Regions from separate parts of the Homo sapiens genome. Here region 1 is linked to region 2. A link is a loop called in an ENCODE intact Hi-C map of the cell type or tissue named here. Cell type or tissue: Caco-2. All regions are shown on one strand. Each heading gives the region's core, and the rest is flanking DNA. Links, peaks and the distances in the headings are about the cores only. Region 1 overlaps CYP2C9 (cytochrome P450 family 2 subfamily C member 9). Region 2 has its middle 60 kb from the start of CYP2C18.

What was found. Hi-C counts contacts between places; a loop is a spot of excess contacts. Peaks named below come from ENCODE experiments on the same cell type or tissue, not always from the same donor. Only the 100,000 strongest peaks of a DNase experiment are listed, where the experiment ranks them.
Region 1: it touches region 2 in a loop (5-fold over the local background); 4 of 110 quality-filtered maps call a loop at or near these places.

What each region holds. Positions count from the first base shown.
Region 1 is chr10:94,960,563-94,968,562 of GRCh38, reverse strand. All of the region lies in intron 5 of CYP2C9 (cytochrome P450 family 2 subfamily C member 9), which reads right to left. Among named protein-coding and RNA genes, the nearest start is that of CYP2C9, 26 kb to the right of the region's middle. In Caco-2, for the core only: CTCF peaks have their summits at 4,371 and 4,572 (motif pointing left); a DNase peak (open chromatin) is centred at 4,452.
Region 2 is chr10:94,615,566-94,632,365 of GRCh38, reverse strand. No RefSeq gene overlaps it. Among named protein-coding and RNA genes, the nearest start is that of CYP2C18, 60 kb to the left of the region's middle. RefSeq lists an enhancer at 5,494-5,995. In Caco-2, for the core only: no CTCF peak of the experiment used is centred there; DNase peaks (open chromatin) are centred at 8,605 and 9,215.

The sequences.
Region 1 (8,000 bases), core at 1-8,000, 340 kb before region 2:
ACTCCTTGCCAGCAAGGGGACAAAACTGGACAGAGAAAGAATTTGATGAATTGACAGAAGTAGGCTTCAGAAGGTGTGTAATAACAAACTCCACTGAGCTAAAGGAGCATGTTCTAACCCATTGCAAAGAAGCTAAGAACCTTGAAAAAATGTTAGACGAATTGCTAACTAGAGAAGAACATGAGTGACCTGATGGAGCTGAAGAACACAGAATGAGAACTTTGTGAAGCATAAATAAATATCAATAGCCAAATTGATAAAGCAGAAGAAAGGATATCAGAGATTCAAGGTCAACTTAATGAAATAAAATGTGAAGAAAAAAGTTAAAAAATAAGAATAAAAAGAAATGAACATAGCCTCCAAGAAATGTGGCGCTATGTGAAAAGACCAAATCTACGTTTGATTGGTGTACCTGAAAGTGATGGGGAGAATGGAACCAAGTTGTAAAACATTCTTCAGGATATTATCCAGGAGAACTTCCACAATCTAGCAAGACAGACCAACATTCAAATTCAGGAAATACAGAAAACACCCACAATGATACTCCTCAAGAAGGGCAACCCCAAGACACATAATTGTCAGATTCACCAAGGTTAAAAGAAAGGAAAAATGTTAAGGGAAGCCAGAAAGAAAGGTCGGGTTACCACAAAGGGAAGCCCATCACCACAAGGGGATTTTGTCATCACCAAGCCTGCCTTACAAGAGCTCCTGAAGGAAACACTAAATATGGAAAGGATCAACTGGGAACAGCCACTGCAAAAACATACCAAATTTTGTAAAGACCGTCAACACTATAAAAAAAACTGCATCAACTAAAAGGCAAAATAATCAGCTAGCATCATAATGGCAGGATTAAATCCACACACAATATTAACCTTAAATGTAAACAGGCTAAATGCCCCAATTAAAAGACACAGACTGGCAAATTGGATAGAGTCAAGACCCATCAATGTGCTGTATTCAGGAGACCCATCTCACGTGAAAAGACACACATAGGCTCAAAATAAAGGGATGGAGGAATATTTACCAAGCAAATGGAAAGCAAAACAAAGCAGGGGTTGCAATCCTAGTCTCTGATAAAACGCACTTTAAACCAACAAAGATTAAAAAAAGGGGTGGTATCATATAATGTTAAAGGGATCAATGCAACGAGAACAGCTAACTATCCTAAATAGATACACACCCAATACAGGAGCACCCAGATTCATAAAGCAAGTTCTTAAAGACCTACAAAGAGGCTTAGGCTCCCACACAATAATAGATGGAGGCTTTAACACCCCACTGTCAATATTAGACAGATCAATGAGACAGAAGGTTAACTAGGATCTCCAGGACTTGAACTAAGCTCTGGACCAAGCGGGCATAATAGACATCTAAAGAACTCTCCACCCTAAATCAACAGAATATGCATTCTTCTCAGCACCACTTCACACTTATTCTAAAATTGACCACATAATTGGAAGTAAAACACCCATCAGCAAATACAAAAGAACAGAAATTAAAGCAAACAACCTATTAGACCACAGTGCCATCAAATTAAAACTCAGGATTAAGAAACTCACTCAAAACTGCACAACTACATGGAAACTGAACAACCTGCTCTGAATGACTACTGGGTAAATGACAAAATGAAGGCAAAATAAAGATGTTCTTTGAAACCAATGAGAACAAGGACACAGTGTACCAGAATCTCTAAGACACAGCTAAAGCAGTGTTTAGAGGGAAAATTATAGCACTAAATGTCCAGAGGAGAAAGCAGGAAAGATCTAAAATCAACACCCTAACAACACATTTAAAAGAACTAGAAAACCAAGAGCAAACAAATTCAAAACCTAGCAGAAGACAAAAAATAACTAAGATCAGAGCAGAATTGAAGGAGATAGAGACAGGAAAATCCCTTCAAAATATCAAAGAATACAGGAGCTAATTTTCTGAAAAGATTAACAAAATAGGCTGCTAGCCAGACTAATAAAGAAGAAAAGAAAGAAGAATCAAATAGAGAGAACAAAAAAATGATAAAGGGGATATCACCACTGATCCTACAGGAATACAAACTACCATCAGAGAATACTATAAACACCTCTATGCAAATAAACTAGAAAATCTAGAAGAAATGGATAAATTCCTAGACACACCCTCCCAAGACCAAACCAGGAAGAAGTCGAATCCGTGAAGAGACCAATAACAAGTTCTGAAATTGAGGCAGCAAGGAATAGCTCACCAAGCAAAAAAAAAGCCCAGGACCTGAAGGATTCACAGCCGAATTCTACCAGAGGTACAAAGAGGAGCTGGTACCATTCCTTCTGAAACTACTCCAAACAGTAGAAAAAGACGCACTCTTTCCTAACTCATTTTATAAGGGAAGAATCATCCTGATACCAAAACTTGGCAGACATAAAACAAAAAAAAGAAAATTTCAGGCCAATATCCCTGATGAACATCCATGCGAAAATCCTCAACAAAATACTGGTAAACTGAATCCAGCAGCACATCAAAAAGCTTATCCACCACGATCAAGTTGGCTTCATCCCTGGGATGCAAGCCTGGTTCAACATATGCAAATCAATAAATGTAGGCCGGGCGACGTGGCTCACACCTATAATTCCAGCACTTTGGGAGGCTGAGGTGGGTGGATCACAGGGTCAGGAGTTTGAGACCAGCCTGGCCAACATGGTGAAACTCAGTTTCTACTAAAGATACAAAAAATTAACCAGGCGTGGTGGGTTATTCTTTTGGGTTATTTATACCCAAAAGAATTGAAAGCAGCACATCAAAGAGATATTTTTTTACCCATATTCATAATAGCATTACTCAAAAAGTCAAAAGGTGAAAGTAATCCAAGTGCCCATCAACAGATAAATGGGTAAGCAAACTTGGTTTATACATACAACGGAATATTATTCACCCTTAGAAAGGAAGAAAAATCTGACACATGCAAAAACATGAATGAACCCTGAGAACATAACATTAGGCTAAGTGAAATAAACCAGTCACAAAAGGCAAATATGTAATGATTCCACTTTTATGAGGTACCCAGCATACTCGATTTTATAGAGACACAAAGTAGAATGTTGGTTGCCATGGGGTGGTGGAAGGGAGAAATGTAGAGTTATCATTTGAGGTGGGGGTGTGGTTCTACAACATTTCTTGTCGCATCATCCACGTCTCTGGACACTTCTCTTTGGGCAACCCATTCCCTTTGATTTCAGATAAATTTCAGGGCAAGTGATAAGGGAATGGGAATTTTAACTGCAGTTAGTCCACACAGTATCTGGCAGATAAGACTGACAAAGACCTCAAATAATGTGGTGGGCCACCTTTACAAGGCCCATCTTCTGCTCTTGTGTTACTATGGACACATTTCATGGAATTATTAATATGAATTAGTTTGCACAGTTGAGGAAATTATGTTACTTTCATTTTGTTTGTTGATTGCTTTGTTGGTAGAGACAGGGTTTTGCCATGTTACCCAGGCTAGTCTCGAACTCCTGAGCTCATCCAATCTGCCCACCTCAACCTCCCAAAGTGCTGGGATTACAGACATGATCTACAATGCCCGGCCAAGAGTTATTATTAAATGGGTATAAAGTTTCTGTTTTGCAAGATGAAAAGAATTCTACAGATGTATGGCAGTGACATTTGCACAACAATGTGAATGTAATTAATACCAAAATACTATGCACTTAAAATGATTAATACAGAAACTTTTATGTTATGTGTATTTTGCAACAATTTTTTACAAAATTAAAAAATTATAATAATAAACATTATAAAAATAAATCTCACAATAAGCAAGTGAGATTTATCCCAGAAATTCAAAAGTGGTTCAACAAGAAAGTCAATCAGTGCACTACACCATATCAGAATAAAAGAGAAAATCATGTTCATCTCATTAGATGCAGAAAAAAAAATTGACAACTTTTAATACCCATCATAACAAAAACACTCAGAAAACTATAAATGAAATAAAACTCCTTTATCATAATAAAGCATATTTATGAAAACTGCAAAGCTAAAGCATACTAAATTGTGAAAGACTAAAACTTGTAACTTAAAATCAGAAAGAAAAGAAAAAAAACAAGGATGTCCATTTTTACTACTATTAAACATAGTATTGGAAGTTCTAGCCAGAGCAATTAGGCAAGAAATAAAATAAAACACATTCAAATAGGAAAGGAAAAATTCAAATCATGTGTATTTGACTGAAACATGATTCTCTCTATATAGAAAAATCTCATGCAATACAGATAGAAAATAAGTAGAGCTAATAAATGATTTCAGCATAATTTCAGGGTACAAGATCAATGCAAAAATCAGTTGTCTCTCAGTGCTGGTGCTAGTGCCTGCCATTAGGGGACCTGTAGACAGGACTGCCCAGTCCAGTGACACCGATCTTTATCCCCCTGGGGCTCAGCAGGGAGCCCAGACTACTCTGAATTCCACAGATGAACAGATTATCTGAGGAAACAGAGAAGTTCCCCCAGAAAACAAGGATCAAGCTGTGCTATATCAAGTTGTCCTAGTCACAGCTGGCTTTTGCTCATAAGTGCCATCTACTGACATGTATGTCAAACTGCACAGGCCAATATAAAACTACCCACAGAAGTGAACACAGCTATAGAATCCAAGTCAAAGGCCCTACCCAACATACTTTATAGTCACATCCCATAGGAAGGGGAAGAGAAAAAGGAAAGAACAAAAATAGGGAGAGAAAAACAATTCTATCTGCACAAAAATAATTTCAAAAATCAGAAGCGGCAGCCTCTCCAAATAAGAAGAAACCAGCATAAGACTTCTGGCACCATGAAATGTCTGAATGTCGTAAAACCTCCAAAGGATCACATGAACTCCCCAGCAATGAACCCTAACCAAACTGGCAACTCAGAAATGACAGATAAACTATTCAAAATATGGACTGCAAGTAAGCTCAGTGATCCAAGGCAGGGTTGAAAATTAATGCAAACAAACTACTAAAGCAGTCCAGGAAATGGAGCGAGAAGTAAACATCTTAAAAAGAAATCAATCAAAGCTTCTGGAATTGAAAGAGTCACTTAAGGAATTTCAGAATTCAATTGAAGCGTTTATCAATAGACTGGACCAATTTCAGAGCTTGAACACCAGTCTTTTGAACTAACCAAGTCAGACAAAAATAAAGAAAAAATAATTTTAATAAATGAACAGTCTTCAAGAAATATCTGATTATTTAAAAGGAGTAAACCTAGGAATTATTGGCATTCCTGAGAGAGAAGAAAAAGTAAACAATCTAGAAAATACATTTGGGCTAATAAGTTGAGAAAATTTTCCCAAACTTGCTAGAAAGGTAGACATCCAAATACAATAAACCCAGGGAATATATGTGAGACACTATACAAAATTAACATCACCAAGGCATTTACTCACCAGGCTGTCCAAAGTCAAGGCTAAAAAATAATTTTAAAGGCAGCTAGAGAAAAAAATCAGATCACATACAAAGAGAACCTTGTCAAGCTAAAAGGATGCTCAGCCTATTTTCAACATTCATTTTAATAAAAATTACAAAAAAGAATTTTATATTTTGCCAAACTATGCTTCAAAATCAAGGAAGAAATACAATCTTGTCCAAACAAGTAACTACCAGGAAAATCTGTTACCATTAGACCAGCCTTATAAGAGATCATTAAGGGAGTTCTAAATATGGAAGTGAAAGAACAATACCTGCTACCACAAAACACACTTAAGTATATAGCCCACAGACTCTATAAAGCAATCACACAATAGAAACTACAAAACAACCAGCTAACAACTTCACAATAGAATCAAAACCTCATATATCAGTGTTAACATTGAAGATAAAGTCTAAATGCTCCACATAAAAGGCAAAGAGTAGGAAGTTGGATTAAAAATAAGACCCATCCTTCTACTGTCTTCAAGATTGCAAGGCCCATCTCCTACTAGTAGAAGTAGAAGACCCATCTCAGACCTAGAAGACCCAATTCAGACCTAGAAAACCCTAAAGAACTTTCCAAAAACTCCTGGAACTGACATACAACTTCAGTGAGATTTCAGTACACAAAATAAATATGCAAAAATCTGTAGCATTTTTAAACACCAAAAATGTTCATCCTGAAAGCCAATCAAGAACTCAATCCCATTTACAATAGCCACAAGAAAAAACCTAGGAATACAACTAACAAAGGGGGCAAAAAGGTCTCTACAAGGAGAGCTACAAAATACTGATGAACAAAATCATAGATGACACAAACAAATGGAAAAACAGTTCAGGCTTATGGATTGAAACAATCAATATCATTAAAATGGCTAGACTGCCCAAAGCTATCTACAGATTCAATGCTATTCCTATCAAACTACCAATATTATTTTATTCTAAAATTCATATGGAACCAAAGAAGAGCCCAAATCCAAAGCAATCCTAAACAAAAAGAACAGTGGGAAGCTTCACATTGACTTCAAACTATACTGTAAGCTACAGTAACCAAGAGAGCATGTAACTGGTACAAAACACAAATTGAACAGAAGTAGAGAAGCCAGAAATAAAGCCACACACCTATAGCCATCTGATCTTCAACAAAGTTGACAAAAAATAATCAATGAGGAAAGAATTCTCTATTTAGTAAATTGAATGAGGATAACTGACTAGCCATATGCAGAATGAAACTGAAACACTTCCTTGAACCATATACAATAATTAACTCGAAATGGATTAATGATCTAAATTTAAGACCTCAAACTATAAGAATCTGATGGAAAAATATCTATAAAATAACATTCTGGATACAGGCTTTAGCAAAGAACTTATGAATAACTCCTCAAAAGCAATTGTAACCAAAATGAATATTGACAAGTGGGACCTAATTAAAGAGCTTCTGCACAGCAAGAGAAACTATCAACAGAATAAACAGACAACCTACAGAATGGGACAAAATATTTGCAAACTGTGAATCCAACAATGTTTCAATAGCGAGAATCTATAAGGAAGTTAGACAATTCAACAAGTTAAAAAACAAGTAACCCCATTAAAAAGTGGGCAAAGGACATATGTCCTTCCAAAGAAGACACACACATGGCCAACAAGCATATGAGAAAACACTCAACATCACTAATCATCAGAGAAATGCAAATCAAAACCACAATGAGATATCATCTCATGCCAATCAAAATGGATATGATTAAAAAGCCAAAAAATAACAGATGTTGGTGAGACTGCAGAGAAAACAGAACACTTATATACTACTGGTGGGAATGTAAGTTAGTTCAGCCACTATGGAAACCAGTTTTGAGATTTCTCAAAGAACTAAAAGCAGAACTACCATTCGATGCAGCAATTCCACTACTGAGTATGTACCCAGAGGAAAACAAATTGTTCTACCAAAACGACACGTGCTAGTATGTCCATTCCTGCACTATTCACAATAGTAAAGACATAGAACCAACCAATCATGTGTCACATAAACAAAATGTGGTGTATATACACCATGAAATGCTATGCAGCCATTAAAAAAAATCATGTCTTTGCAGCAACATAGATGTAGCTGGAAGCCATTATCTTGAGGGAATTAATGCAGCAACAGAAATCCAAATACCACATGTTCTCATATAAAAGTGGGACACAAAGATGGAAAAAATACACAAGGAATTACTATAGAGGGTAGAGAGATATAAAGGCAAGGGCTGAAAAACTACCTATTGGGTACTAGTCTCACTACCTGTGTGATGGCATTATTTGTACCCTAAACTTCAGCATCACACAATATACCTATGTAAGACACATGAACGTGCACTTCAAAATAAAAGTTGAGAACATTTGGAGCCAAGATGGCTGAATAGGAACAGCTCCAGTCTACAGCTCCCAGCATGAGCGATGCAGAAGATGAATGATTTTTGCATTTCCAACTGAGGTACTGGGTTCATCTCACTGGGGATTGTGAGACAGTGGGTACAGGACAGTGGGTGCAGTGCATGGAGCCTGAGCTGAAGCAGGGTGAGGAATCACCTCACCTGGG
Region 2 (16,800 bases), core at 5,031-13,030:
CCTCAGCCTGAACTTCATTTTCCATATCACTATCAGCATTTTGGTCACAACCATTCAACAAGTCTCTAGAATGGTCCAAACTTTCCTTCATCTTCCTGCCTTCTTCTAAGCCTGCCAAACTGTTCCAAATTCTGTTCATTACCCACTTCTGAAGCTGCTTCCACATTTTCAGGTATCTTTGTAGCAATGCCCCACTTCTCTGGTATCAATTTTCTATGTTAGTCTGTCCTCACATTGCCATAAAGAACTACCTGAGGCCAGGTGTGGTGGCTCACGCCTGTAATCCCAGCACTTTGGGAGGCCGAGGCAGGCGTATTACAAGGTCAGGAGTTCAAGACCACCAGGGCCAACATAGTGAAACCTCATCTCTACTAAAAATACAAAAATTAGCCAGGCATGGTGGCGGGCACTGGTAGTCCCAGCTACTTGGGAGGCTGAGGCAGGAGAATCACTTGAACCTGGTAGTCAGAGGTTGCAGTGAGCCGAGATTGCACCACTGCATTCCAGCCTGGGTGACACAGTGAGACTCTATCTCAAAAAAAAAAAAAAAAAAAAAAAGAACTACCTGAGACTGGGTAATTTATGAAGAAAAGAGGTTAAGTTAACTCATAGTTCCGCAGGCTGTACAGGAAGCTTGGCTGGGAGGCCTCAGGAAACACAATCACAGCAGAAGGGGAAGCAAGCACATCTTCACACTGTGGAGCAGGAGACAGAAAAAGAGATGGGGGAGGTGCTCCACACTTTTACGACAATGAGATCTCATGAGAACTCACTCACCAAATAAGAACAGCAAGGGCGAAGTCAGCCTCCATGATTTAATCACCACCCACCAGGCCCCTCCTCCAACACTGGAGATTACAATTTGACATGAGATTTGGGTGGGGACACAGAGCCAAAGTGCACCCATGCTCATCACAGCATTAATCACAATAGCCACAATATGGATGTATATTATTCAACCTTAACAAAGAAGGAAATTCATAAAAAATAATAATACTAATATACTAAATATAAATATTTATGTATGAATAAATATATTTATATATTATATATTTTCTTATATACATTATTCTATTATATATATCATAAATATATATTTACTATATATTATGTTTATAATATCAACATAATATATATTTGTAAATAAAAATATACTAAAATAATACAATTAAAAATAATACATAATAAAAACAAATTATTTAAAAAGAAGGAAATCCTGCCATTTGCCACAACATGGATAAACCTAGAGGACATTATGCTAAGTGAATAGTGAATGAAATAAATCAGACACAGATAGAAAATACTGCACGATTTCACTTATACATGGAAACTTAAAAAAAAAAAACTCGAATACATAGAAATAGTAGAAAGGTGGCTGCCAAAGGTGAGCGAGAGGGAGATGGAGAAATGGAGGTCAAAAAGTACAGAATTTCAGTTATGTAAGATAAATAGCCCTAGAGATATAAAGCACAGCATGAGGAATACAGTTAATAATACATATTGTATTGTATACCAGAAATTAGCAAAAAGAGTAGCTTTTAGGTACTTTACCACATACAAACAAATGTAACTGGCTAGGTGTAGTGGTTCACTCCTCTAATTCCAGTACTTTGGGAGGCTGAGGCAGGAGGATTGCTTGAGTCCATGAGTTCGAGACCAGCCTGGCAACCTAGTGAGACCCTCATCTGTACAAAAAATAAATTTTAAAAAAATAGCAAGCATAGACATGCTTGTAGTTCTAACTACTTGGTAGGCTGAGGTGGGAGGATCACTTGAGCCCAGGAGATAAGAAGTTGCCATGAACCATGATCAGGCCACTGCACTCCAGCCTGAGACAGAGCTAGACCTTGTCCAAAAAAAAAGTAACCATGTGAGATGAATCTGTTAATTTGCTTGGCGGAAATCATTTCACTATGAACATGTATATGAAAACATTATGTTGTACACCTTAAATATATAAAATTTAAAATGTATATGTAATAGAAGAATTTAATATTTTCCCTTGCTGTTACAGGTACAGAAGTTAGTAAATTGTTGTTCTTTCTCTTTTCCACAGGAGTAACAAAATAAATAAAATTGAAATCTTGCCCTGTAAAGTCAAAAGACTAGAGGAAATCCAATTTAGAACCCTGAAAGTCAGTTTTAATGAGGAAATTATGCCACCTCGTGGTAATTTAGTATATTGCCACATATAACTGTTTTCAGGATACAGTATTACTAAATTTTGAGATTGTTCTCCAGCTTGCAAGTAGAGGACCTCCTATGATTTCATGTCAACTTACTTGAGGGAAAGAAAAGTGTTGCCTATTAAATGAGATAGTTATGATCTGATCTTCGACGAACCTGACAAAAACAAGCAATGGAGACAGGATTCACTAATAAATGGTACTGGGACAACTGGCTAATCATATGCAGAAAATTGAAACTGGACCCCTTTCTTACACTTTACACAAAAATTAACTGAAGATCACTTAAAGATTTAAATGTAAAACCCAAAACTATAAAAATTCTAGAAGAAAATCTAGGTCATTGGCACAGGCAAATACTTTATGAAGAAAATACCAAAAGCAATTTCAACAAAGACAAAAACTGACAAATGGGACCTAACTAAATTAAGGAGCTTCTGCACAGCAAAAGAAACTATCATCAGAGTGAACAGACAACCTACAGAATGGGAGAAAATTTTGCTATCTATCCATCTAACATAAGTCTAATATCCAGAGTCTACAAAAGATTTAAACAAATTTACAAGAAAAAAATAAACAACCCCATTAAAAAGTGGGCAAAGGACATGAACAGACACTTCTCAAAAGAAGACATTCATGTGGCCAACAAACATATGAAAAAAAGCTCAGCATCACCGATCATTAGAGAAATGCATATCAAAACCACAATGAGATAGCACCTCACACCAGTCAGAATGGCAGTTACTAAAAAGTCAAAAAACAACAGATGCTGGTGAGGTTGCAGAGAAAAAAGAACACTTTTACACTGTTGGTGGGAGTGTAAATTAGTTCAACCATTGTGGAAGACAGTCTGGTGATTCCTCAAAGATCTAGAAGCAGAAATAATATTTGACCCAGCAATCCCATTACTGGGTATATACCCAGAGGAATATAAATCATTCTACTATAAAGATACACACGCATGTATGCTCATTGCAGCACATTTCACAATAGCAAAGACATGGAATCAACCCAAATGCCCATCAATGATAGATCGGATAAAGAAAATGTGGTACCTATACATCATGGAATACTATGCAGCCATAGAAAGAAATGAGGTCATGTCCTCTGCAGGAACATGGATGAAGCTGGAAGCTGTTATCTTCAGCAGAATAACACAGGAACAGAAAACCAAACACCTCATGTTCTCACTTATAAGTGGGAGCTGAACAATGAGAACACATAGACACACGGGGATAACAACACACACTGGGGCCTGTTGGGGGCAAGGGGAGCATTAGGAAGAATAGCTAATGGATGCTGGGCTTAATACCTAGGTGATGGATTGCTCTGTGTAGCAAATCACCATAGCACACATTTACCTATGTAACAAACCTGCACATCCTGTACATGTATCCTGGAACTTAAAAGTTGAAGAAAATAAATAAATAAATGAGACGGTTATAATGAATAAATAAAATGTTTGTATATAATTGAACCACTACTATCAGTAACAGGAAATCATTTGAGTTAGCTAATTCCAAAATAAGGGTTGTTCCCAAATGAAACATTATAATTCAATGTTTGGAGTTAAATTTTTATACTGGCTGCAGAGAGAGACTGAAGTCACTAACAAAATTTTTACCTTCATTGTTCAGTGGAAAACAAAAGGTCTGAAGGACACCTCAGAAGCCAAGCTCACCAGTGAAGCCATTTAACTGGGCCTTGGTCCAAACCCATCCAGGCCCAAGTGAGATTCTTGCAGGCACAGTAATGATGAGATTATTAGTGCTGGGCATGGGGCGGGGGTGGGGGCAGTTGGTGGAGAATACTGCCTTAGCTGGAGGCCTAAACAGGCAGTTAATAGGTTATTCAGCTAAAAATTGCTCCAAGGTAATTTTCTTTTAAAGCAAAAAGATCTAAAAACAAAGTTGCAGAGAACAAAGTAAAAACCAAGCAGTAACTAATAACAGTGAAAATCTGGCAAAAGATGGCACAATCTTTATCATATCTGGTGATGAAAAGAGTCAAACTCTGTAAATTATTTGAAGAGATTAATTCTGAGCCAAATATGAGGGACATGCCCCCGTGAGACAGCCATCAGGATGTCCTAAGAACATGTTCCCAAGGTGTTCAGGGTGCAGCTTGGTTTTATATATTTTAGGGAGACATAGGACTTTAATCAAATACTTTCAAGAAATACATTGGTTTGGTCCAGAAAGGCAGGACAACTCAAAGTGGTGGGGGCAGTGGGGCAGAGCTTCCAGCTTATAGGTAGATTTAAAAATGTTCTGGTTGACAATTGGTTGAGTTTATCTGAAGACCTGAGATCAATAGAAAGGAATGTCTGGGTTAAGATAAAGGATTGTGGAGACCAAAATTCTTATTTGCAAAGGAAGCCTTCAGGTAGTAAAGGGAATAGGTTGTAAAATGTTTCTTATCAGACTTAAAGTCTGTGCTGATGTTAATGCTGGACAGGTATAATGAGGCATGTCCTACCCCCACTTCCCGTCATGGCCTGAACCAGTCTTTCAGGTTAAGTTTTAAGAGTGCCCTGGCTGAAAAGGAAGTCCATTCAGATGGTTGGGGGGACTTAGAATTTATTTCTGGTTTACATATCATTCCCTTAACATAAAAATAAAAGCAGCTATTAGAAAAGAGTTCAATGACTTATGCTGTTATTTAATAGACATTAATTTTTGAAGCAGAAAAGCATATTGGTTGTTTAACTTGAACTCTCACATGAAGTTTTGCTTAACAGAAGACCTCATAACAATTTGTATTAAAAAGATTTAGCGTAAGTAATGTGCTTTGAACAGTACACAGAGTAGCTCAATACACTATGCATACATGGTAGCAATTATCATTAGACTATCACTATAGTATGTTTTTCTTGTTGTCTACAAGCTTGCCTCTGACAAAAAAAACAAACAAAAACAAAAAAAAAACAGCATAACTCACAAAATGCTGAGGAAAACAGAACAAAACAAAACTACTGCCCTTTGGATGATTATAACTGCATGTGATTCAAAATGCTGCTTCATATCTCAGTGACAAATCTGAAAAGGATGAAAATACTAACCATTATGAGAATCATGAAACATTAATGAAAAAGGTGATATTTAAATTAAGCATTAAAGAATAGGTTGGGTTAACAAAATAATGCACATTGCTTCCAAAGACCATTTCAAATATCTCCAACTGGTTTTATATTTCCTTGCATTTGAGAATCACAATTCTGGAGGGAAGTTTGCATAAACACCTCACTTCTCTCTGTACCCATAAACTTTGCCATGTAACTTTGCAGTGTCCTCCCACCATGATTCTGGGCTTGCCCCTGTGACTTTCTTTAGCCATGGGAAATTAGCTGGGATGCAAGTAGAGGCTTGAAAAGTACTTATTCAATTTCACTTACTTTTGCGTCTCTGCCTTTGTTATGAGAAGATCGTGTCTGAGCTAGCTCTTTAGTGGCAGAAGGATGAGAAAACCTTCTCAGCAGTCTCCTCAACCCCATTGAGTCTAAATCAACTGAATACCAGCTGGCCACAGATGTGAGTCTAACCAAGGCCAGCTGAGCCAATCATTCAAGCCCTGCCTAGACCAGCTGACCACAGCCAACTCACAAACTCAGAAATAATAAGCATTTTAAGCCACTGAGCTTTGAGGGTGGTTTTGTACCTGGCAGTGGCTAACTAGTACATTCCATAATTACTAGGGCATTTTGCTTATTTTATTCTTGTTCCAACTTCTTAGTCAAAAAATGACTTTTATTCTGATTTATAAATATGTTTTTGAGATCAAGATAGCTGACTGAATGCCCTTGTTTACTTCTTCTCCCTCCCAATATCTTCTTTTAAATGACAAAATAAATATAAAAATTAATCTATGGCAGCATCGAAAATCCAGGAGGTGAATAATAACAGACCATAAAATTGAGAAACTTCTAGAAGACTAAGTATATGGAAATAAATTGCCAACAAAATACAACCAACCTAAATTTCAAAACATCAGATATGAGAAAAGAGATTTCTTTAAAAAATAAGAGTTTGGCAAGGTGTGGGGGCTCACTCCTGTAATCTTAACACTTTGGGAGGCCAAGGTAGGCAGATCACTTAAGCCCAGGAATTTAAGACCAACTTGGGCAACATGGAAAAACCCCCTCTTTACAAAAAATACTTTAAAAAATATAGCTGGGTGTAGTGGCACACACCTATAGTCCCAGCTACTCGGGAGGCTGAGGTGGAGGATCACTTGCCCAGGAAGTGGAGGTTTCAGTGTGCCAAGATGGTGCCACTGCACTCCAGCCTGGGTGACAGAGCAAGACTTTGTCTTAAAAAGAAAAAAAAATCTAGTTGGGCATAGTGGCACATGCCTGTGGTCCCAGCTACTTGGGAAGGATCACTTGAGCCCAGGAGGTTGAGACTGCAGTAGGCTATGATCATGCCACTGTACTCCAGCCTGGGCAACAGAGCAAAACCCAGGCTCAATAAAATAAAATAAAATAACTGGACTACTAAATTTATTTGTTTATGCATGATGCTCTACTATCACTGTTGTGGTTCAAATACACCTTCAAAGTCCTCTGACCATAATTCCAATTTGAGGACAGGTGGAAAATATGTGTAACTTCATGATGACAAAAGCTGGGCAAGCAGAAAAAAATATAGCATGTCTTGTTAAGAGGGAGACTGTTCTAAGTGTCAAAGACTACAGGTACAAGCCCTATTATCATAGATAGTTGTGTGATAACCTTCCTGTGAGTATCTTCTTGTCAGCCTCCCCCATCTCCAACTGAATCTTTGACAATCAACTTCCAGGCAAAGATACAAATAAGACCCACAGACAGGTTCTTCCTACTATATGATATAGCAGCATACTTGGAGTTAGACTAACTAAAAAGTGAGGGCACAATTCTCCAGACTGCAAGCCTTCTGACACCAACTATAAGTTTTGAGTTTCCCAAAATCACCCTCAGATTCAATAACTTGCTTGCAAGATTCATAGTACTGAAAGCTTGTATATTCTCAGTAACCAGCCAAAGGAAGAGATGCATCGGGTGGAGTTGTGGAGGGGTCCAAATGAAATAGGAGAGTTCCTTGACCCCCCTCTCAGGACGTGCAACAGGGGTGTGGCTCACCTGTTTGGTGCTCAAATCCTTGACAGGTGGGGGAGCATGCAGACAGGGAGGTGGAGTACCTAGGGTGAGTGATGTGGACTCCAGCCCCATAGTAGTCTCTAGGGGTGGGTGCCTGCGGCCCCAGTGTCACAATGCTCTTTTAACCTTGCCTTCCTCAGATGGCTTAAGTGTTAACCAGCTCAATGGGCCCTCTGCCTTTTCACAAGAGCAGAGGGCTAGTGTGACAGCTTTCTGTATCCTGAGCTCTTGCCCAGTGTCCTGAAAGAATTGGGTCACACACGGGCTTGAAGGATGAATGCAGAGGTTTTAATGAGTGGTGGAGGTGGCTCTCAGCAGGATGGATGGGGAGCTGGAAGTGGGGATGGAGTGGGAAGATGATCTTCCCCTGGAGTTTGGTCATCCAGCAGCTGAACATCTCTCAGACTGCCCCCAGCCGAACTCCTCTTTGTGTTCAGACATTCCTTCTCTTCTTTCTCTGCTGTGCCATTCTACCATTTGCCTCCTTATCTCCTTGTCTCTTTGTCTCCTCATCTGCTTCTGGAGCCTGAGGTTCGGGGTTTATTTGGGTACAGGATACAGGGGCAAGGCAAACCAAAAGGCAACTTTTGGGGCACAAAAACAGAAGTGCCTGTTCTCAGTTAGGGCCATGGGTCTCCAGGCTTGAGAATGGGGCCTTTGCTGGGGAAACGCCCTTCTTCTACCCAGTATTTCCCTGTCTCCTGTCCACATCGCAAATGCTGAGCTTTCCGTTAACCTCTACCCATGGATCCATAGCCAGTGTTACTTCCTCCCAGCCACAGTGGGCTACAATACCTGTACAAGGCAAAGCTCATCCTACTGTCTATGTCCAGGGGTTTTATTCAGGCTTAATGGTTAATTCATTGGCCACAGGTTAAATGTAGGCATCAGCTCTCCCTTCTTCCCAGGAGGTCAGTCTGACATCATGGGGGCCCACCATTACACACCTTATTTTATTTTGAGATAGGGTGTCACTCCTTCATCCAGGCTAGAGTGCAGTGGTGCCATCATAACTCACTACAGCCTCAACCTCCTGGGCTCAAGCAATCCTCCCACCTCAGCTTCCCAAGTAGCTGGGATCACAGGCACACGCTGCCATGCCTGGCTAATTTTTTTTTATTATTATTTTTAGAGATGGGGGTCTCATCACATCAGCCAAGTTGGTCTCCAACTCGTGGGCTCAAGCTATCCTCCCACTTCAGCCTCCCAAAGTGCTGGGATTAGGGGCATAAACCACAGCACTCAGGCCATGAATCACCTTATTAGCACTAACTAGCCTTGTGGTCTGAGGGGCCCACCAAGAATAACAAAGACATTCCTATCACTTAGGAAATTCCAATAGCTTAGAGATTACCTCCTAGGAGCCAAGACAAAGGCCAGGTCTCTCCTTGGATGAGGCCAGATTCTTTAAGAAGAAACTTCTCTGTTGACCAGAAAAGGTTCTGTGATTCTTATTGGGGAAGTAGGGTAAATATATGGTAAACAAAAGGCCAATATAATGATCTGCAGTCATGAGTTAACTGAGGGATATCCTTGTTATCTACAACAAGTGATAATAATGTAAGGAAGAAAAAATAATTTTCTCTACCATTCATAGTTCTTCACTGGGACTCCCTGTAACAAAAGATAGGTTAACAGGAGAAAAGGTTTATTAACATGTATATTTTCATATATACAAGAAAGACATGTAAGGAATAAGTAATTTTTTAGAGTACAGAGAAAAAGAGCATGGGGAAAAAGCCTGGTTAAGATGAGAGAGCCAGGAAAAGCACCTTACACAAAGGTAAGATTTGTTATCTGAGGGCACCTTCTCCATTTAGTCATCCCTCTCTTCTTTGTGCAAAGAAGATATCCTTACTGAGGAGAGGAAAGATCACCTCGGCCATCAAGCAGACCATCTGGAGGCAAAGCCCCTTATCTGAGGAATTCAAGAAGTAATTACACTTCCCTATTATCTTGTGAAAGGAAAATAAATCTCAGGACCCCAAAATCACAAGTCAAGGGAAAAGTCAAGCAGGGAACTACAAACCTGCCTCCCATTTTATTCCAAAATAAGATAGCTAAAAAGATAAAAGAGCTACATACCTCCCTCACAATTTGCCCACAAGGAAATTCCTTGTGGGCCTCAAGATCTTTACCCTAAAGGAGTTCTGTTGAATTTCACTGACAACAAACTGATAGCTTATCTTCACAGGTGCAGCACAGAAAATCATCCCTCTGCTATCTGAGACAAATGCATATCTGATTGCTTCCTCTGCCCTACTGTTTATGTAAAAATACAGATTCATTGAGCCATATTAAATTGTGTATTCTGTGGAAGGCTGATCAAGGACTCAAAAGAATGCAACATTTTGTCTGTTATTTACTTATGACCTGGAAGCCCCCCCATGCCCTCCCCTCTTTCAAGTTGTCCCATCTTTCCCATCCCATCTTTCCCAACCAAACCAATGTACATCTTATACATATTGATTGATGATACATATATATATGTATAAAATGTATAAAAGCAAGCTGTAACCCAAACACTTTGGGCACATGTCATTAGGACCTCCTGAGGCTGCATCACAGGTGCATCCTTAATGCTGGCCAAATAAACTTTCTAAATTGGTTGAGACCCATCTCAGATATTTTGGGTGCACAATCTAAAACACGCTTGTCCAGCCCACAGTTCACAAGCTGCATGTGGCCTGGGACAGGTTTGCATGCAGCCCAACACAAATTCATGAGCTTTCTTAAAACACTATAAGAGATTTTTTGTGATTTTTTTAAGCTAATCAGCTATCATTAGTGTTAGTGTATTTTGTGTGGCCCAACACAATTCTTCTTCTAATGTGGCCCAAGGCAGGCAAAATATTGGACAACGCTAATTTAATATCCGTTATTTCTTTCTTTTGCCTGATTGCCCTGGCCAGAACTTCCAATACTATGTTGAATAGGAGTGGTAAGAGAGGGCCTCCTTGTCTTGTGCCAGTTTTCAAAGGGAATGTTTCCAGTTTTTGCCTATTCAGTATGATATTAGCTGTGGGTTTGTCATAAACAGCGCTTATTATTTTGAGATACGTTCCATCAATGCCTAGTTTATTGAGAGTTTTTAGCATGAAGAACTGTTGAATTTTGTTGAAGACCTTTTCTGCATCTATTGAGATAATCATGTGGTTTTTGTCTTTGGTTCTCTTTATGGGATGGACTACGTTTATTGATTTGCGTATTTTCAACCAGCCTTGCATCCCAGGGAAGAAGCCGACTTGATCGTGGTGGATAAGTTTTTGATGTGCTGCTGAATTCAGTTTGCCAGTATTTTATTGGGGATTTTCGCATCAATGTTCATCAGGGATACTGGCCTGAAATTTTCCTATTTGTTCTGTCTCTGTCAGGTTTTGGTATCAGGATGATGCTGGCCTCATAAAATGAGTTAGGAAGAATTTCCTCTTTTTCTATTGTTTGGAATAGTTCCAGAAGGAATGGTACCAGCCCCTTTTTGTACCTCTGGTAGAATTCGGCTGTGAATCTGTCAGGTCCTGGATTTTTTTGTTGGTAGGCTATTAATTACTGCCCCAATTTCAGAATTTGTTATTGGTCTATTCAGGGATTCGACTTCTTCCTGGTTTAGGAAAAGAAGAAGTCAAATTGTCTCTGTTTGCAGATGACATGATTGTATATTTAGAAAACCCCATCGTCTCAGCCCAAAATCTCCTTAAGCTGATAAGTAACTTCAGCAAAGTCTCAGGATACAAAACCAATGTGCAAAAATCACAAGCATTCTTATACACCAATAACAGACAAACAGAGAGCCAAATCATGAGTGAACTCCCATTCACAATTGCTACAAAGAGAATAAAATACCTAGGAATCCAACTTAAAAGGGATGTGAAGGAACTCTTCAAGGAGAACTACAAACCACTGCTCAATGAAATAAGAGAGAACACAAATAAATGGAAATACATTCCATGCTCATGGATAGGAAGAATCAATATTGTGAAAATGGCCACACTGTCTAAAGTAATTTATAGATTCAGTGCTATCCCCATCAAGCTAACATTGACTTTCTTCACAGAATTGGAAAAAACTACTTTAAAGTTCATAGGGAACCAAAAAAGAGCCCACATTGCCAAGACAATCCTAAGCAAAATGAACAAAGCTGGAGGCATCACGCTACCTGACTTCAAACTACACTACAAGGCTTCAGTAACCAAAACAGCATGGTACTTATACCAAAACAGATACATAGACCAAAGGAACATAACGGAGGCCTCAGAAATAACACCACACATCTACAACCATCTGATCTTTCACAAACCTGACAAAAACAAACAATGGGGAAAGGATTCCCTATTTAATAAATGGTGCTGGGAAAACTGGCTAGCCATATGCAGAAAGCTGAGACTGGTTCCCTTCCTTATACCTTATACAAAAATTAACTGAAGATGGATTAAAGATTTAAACATAAGACCTAAAACCATAAAAAGCCTAGAAGAAAACCTAGGCAATACCATTCAGGACATAGGCATGGGCAAGGACTTCATGTCTGGAATACCAAAAGCAATGGCAACAAAAGCCAAAATAGACAAATGGATCTAATTAAACTAAAGAGCTTCTGCACAGCAAAAGAAACCACCATGAGAGTGAACAGGCAACCTACAGAATGGGAGAAAATTTTTGCAATCTATCCATCTGACAAAGGGCTAATATCCAGAATCTACAAGGAACTTAAACAAATTTACAAAAAAAAAAAAAAAAAAACAACCCCATCAAAAAGTGGGCAAAGGATATGAGAACAGACACTTCTCAAAGGAAGCCATTTATGCAGCCAACAAACATATGAAAAAAAGCTCATCATCACTGGTCATTAGAGAAATGCAAATCAAAACCACAATGAGATAACACCTCATACCAGTTAGAATGGTGATCATTAAAAAGTCAGGAAACAACAGATGGTGGAGAGGGTGAGGAGAAATAGGAATGCTTTTACACTGTTGGTGGGAGCGTAATTTAGTTCAACCACTGTGGAAGACAATGTGGCGATTCCTCAAGGATCTAGAACTAGAAATACCATTTGACCCAGCAATCCCATTACTGGGTATATATCCAAAGGATTATAAATCATTCTACTATAAAGACACATGCACACGTATGTTTACTGTGGCACCGTTCACAATAGCAAAGACTTGGAACCAACCCAAATGCTCATCAATGATACACTGGATTAAGAAAATGTGGCACATATACACCATGGAATACTGTGCAGCCATAAAAAACGAAGAGTTCATGTCCCTCGCAGGGACATGGATGAAGCTGGAAACCATCATTTTCAGCAAATTAACACAATAGAAAACCAAACACTGCATGTTCTCACTCGTAAGTGGGAGTTGAACAATGAGAACACATGGACACGGGGAGGGGAACATCACACACCGGGGCCTGTTGGTGGGAGGGATAGCATTAGGAGAAATACCTAATGTAGATGACGGATTGACGGGTGCAGCAAACCACCATGGCACATGTATACCTATGTAACAAACCTGCACATGCTGCACATGTACCCCAGAACTTAAAGTATAAAAATATATATATATTGGACACCTCTGACTAAAGCCACATCTGGTATCAGGCCTCTTTCCCAAAAATGTGTAAGTAACAAGAATTTCAATACATCTCCAGAATGCACGCATGTTGAAACCCATTGTGCAAACTTCGCTGACATCAAGGCACCAAAATGTCTACACATGTAACCATTTATCATGACCTACATTACTAATATGGTCCAAAGTATCCTTAAGCTCCTGCTTTAAGGTCCATAAATACCCCTACGGAAAATCCACAACTGCACACTCAGTCCTCTCTTGCTGAAGTGTCCCAGTACACTCTGCTGCAGTGTTCTTTCTAATAAAACTTTCCTTTTCAAACCTATACTATTGTTGGTAAATTCTTTTACCAGCAGGGAGCCAACCAGTCTTCACTGCCCGGGCTTTGACACCTTGCCTGGCACTTAAAAGTGGAGATTTCCTGTGTAAATTTATCTTACAAATGGGCACCTTTTCAGAACTACTCCTGCATCTGCAGTTTCTTAAAATAAGCAGTTCAAAATAATCAGTTCATCAAAGAGGCATATTTTGGGGTGGTATATTATGGTCTCCTGCAGTCATAGAGACTTTGGGGTGATGTGGCCTGATCCCAAACAATGACTAGATTCATAATACAAATATTAAATTACTAGTATGTCAAGTTACGTTATAAAATCATTCCCCTTTCATAAAGCAAAACTTTGTTTATGGAATTTTTGTTTTCCAGCAAGGAACCAAGAAGACTACTTAACCTCTCTAGTAGAATTTCTTAGCCTGGGCAACATGGCAAGACCCTGTCTCTACGAAAATTTAAAAATAAAAAAATTGGTTGGGTGTGGTGGCACACACCTGTGGTCTCAGCTACTTCAGAGGCTGAGGCAGGAGGATCACATGAGCCAAGGAGGTTGAGACTATAGTGAGCTATGTTTGCACTACTGAACTCTAGCCCGGGAGACAGTGAGACCCTCTCTCAAAAATAATAATAATAATAATAATAATAATAATAATAATAATAATAATAATTTCTTGAGGTTTTGAAGAACGAATAAATAAAAGGAAAATCCTTGAACATTTGTAGGGGACAGTATTCCCGGCTTATTCAACATTCTCCCCTACCTACTTTTTCCTTCCTAACAGAGTAATACCAATGTAATTCAGTTATCCACCCATTTCCCCAGGCAGCTAAATACCTTGGTGGAAGCTGATCCAACCCCTACATCCAGGGAGCAGCAAAACATAATTTTGCATATATTGCCAGAGATTGCCTCAGGAATTTGACACAAAGATTCATGATGGGAACTCTCATGGCAAGTTTTGAGGGAGTTATCTTGTTCCTAGGAGAGCACCAAAAATGTAGTCTCTCTTCATCCTCTGGATGTGGTTGTTTCTGGGTGTGATGCCTGGAAACACTTGCTACCAGTATGAGAATGAAGCTGCCACTGAAGAAAAGCATGATGAGAGCTAGAAATACCTGCATGACATCACTGAACCAGAGTCAAACAGCTCTGAAGCATGTCCAAATGTAGGCTTTCTATTGTTACAGTAGGTAGCTAGACAGGCATAAGTGGGGCAGGAGAGGGTTCCCCCCACATCCCAGGTGGCCATCAGGTGATGATCAGGTGGTTAACTGTCTCCATAATATAACTGGTCACAGCCAACACCAGGGAAAGGCAGTCTCCCAACATATACGAAACACCTAAGACTAGTGATCAGCAGCTTCCTGATAAGATCTCAGGAGTTGGGCGAGTAACCTCAAGCATGCACATTAACAGGCAAAACGGCAGAGTTTAACTGGTATATTACCTTTCAGAGGCATTCCACCAGAAAAGCGATCCTAGATGCCAGATGTAGGCCAGCATATAAAACCCTAAGGCCAAGGTCAAATAGTGCACTTGACCTCCAAGATGTTCACTTGGCCCTCTTCCAAGTGTACTTTACTTCCTTTCATTTCCTGCTCTACAACTTTGTAATAAACTTTCACTCCTCCTCTAATATTTGCCTGTCTCTCCTTTGCCTTATGCCCCTCAAATTATTTCTTCTCAAGAGGCAAGAATTGAGGTTGCTGCAGAACCGTATGGATTCACCACCAGTAACATATTTGGGCCAACAGGAATTGTTCTGGGGGTTGGTAAGCAAAAGGGGAAAAAACCACATATGGGGGTTGAACACCACCAAAGAAGGTGAGGCATAGAGATTTCTTACCACTAGGGAACATATCTGAGCCACATGGCTATTGTAACACTATTATGTGAAGTAGTAAATTATCCCTTTATTTAATTAATTTATTTATTTTTTTGAAACAGAGTCTTGTTCTGTCGCCCAGGTTGGAGGGCAGTGATGCGATCTCGGCTCACTACAACTTCCGACCCCTGGGTTCAAGCGATTCTCCTGCCTTAGCCTCCCAAGTAGCTGGGAATATAGGCATGCACTAGCATGCCCAGTTAATTTTTTATTTTTTTATTTTTTGAGACAGAGTCTCACGCTGTCACCCAGGCTGGAGGGCAGTGGTGCAACCTCGGCTCACTGCAACCTCCACCTCCCAGGTTCAAGCAATTCTCCTGCCTCAGCTTCCCAAATAGCTGGGACTATAGGTGCCCACCACCACGCCCAGTTAATTTTTTTATTTTTAGTAGAGACAGGATTTCACCATGTTGGCCAGGTTGATCTTGAACTCCTGACCTCAGATGATCCACCCACTTCGGCCTCCCAAAGTGCTGGGATTACCGCCACCGTGCCTGGACTAATTTTTGTATTTTTAGTAGGGATGGGGTTTCACCATGTTGGCCAGGCTGGTTTTGAACTCCTGACCTCAAGTGACCCACCCGACTCGGCCTCCCGAAGTGCTGGTATTACAGGCATGAGCCACCGACCCTATTGTTTTTATTTTATTATCCCTGCCTAGAGTAAGTGCTGAAATTTCCCTATTTTTTAAACCAGCCTGAGTTGAGGCTCTCCCAATCAAAATCATCTTAGTTGATAATAGCAATGAATAGAGGAGATGAAGAAAAAAATCTCATAGAACTCCAACAAAAGGAAAACCTGAGCCACAAAACTGAAAATATAAGTCATGAGAAATCTATAAATCTTCTTGTTAAAACTAAAATAATGCTGTTTATAACAGATGTAACTAAAGTACTGAAAATTAAGAAATGAAAAAATATATTTCTGATAAAAACTAACAAAGTGAAAATGGGATAACAATACTACTATTAAGCAAATTAAAATGAATAACATTAACAAGGCCTGAGAGAACTATGGCTAGAGATTGTTTTGTCAATTAAATTATATAACAATTATGTGCCTTAAAGCATCTGACAGCATGACTTCAACATACAAAAAGCAAAAAACTGACAAAATAAAAATTTTATAAATCCATAATCATGATAAAATATTTTTAAAACCTCCCTCAAAATTAAGCAGTTCACATAAGAAATGATATAAAGGATTTGAATAAGTTTGAACGTGTGCGTGTGCATATGTGTGTGTGTGTGTAGATCAGGCAGGCTTGGTCCACATAGAGGATCTCTAGAAGAGAAAAAAAGATCAGCAGTGTTTTTGGCTGCTTCTGAGTCTGGCATGACACATTTAAACTTTGACAAACCCCTAATACATATAGTTTTGTCCACAGGACATTTGCTGAATTCTGTGGCTACAAATGAAAAGGTGAGTAGACTGGTGGCCTCTAAAAAGAGTGAAATTTCCCATAATCTCAAATTACTTAGAAAACAACATTCTACTAAGAGTCCTCCACCTCAAGACACTTGCCAGATTTTGAAGCTGCAGGGGAACCAGAGGCTCAAGAGCCAATTAGATCAAAACCTCTAAACGGCAAAACTAAATTAGTCCTTCAGGGATAAGGAGCCAGAGACTCACAAGACTATAAATCAAAAGCCAAGGAGAACCATGCTCATAGAAGACA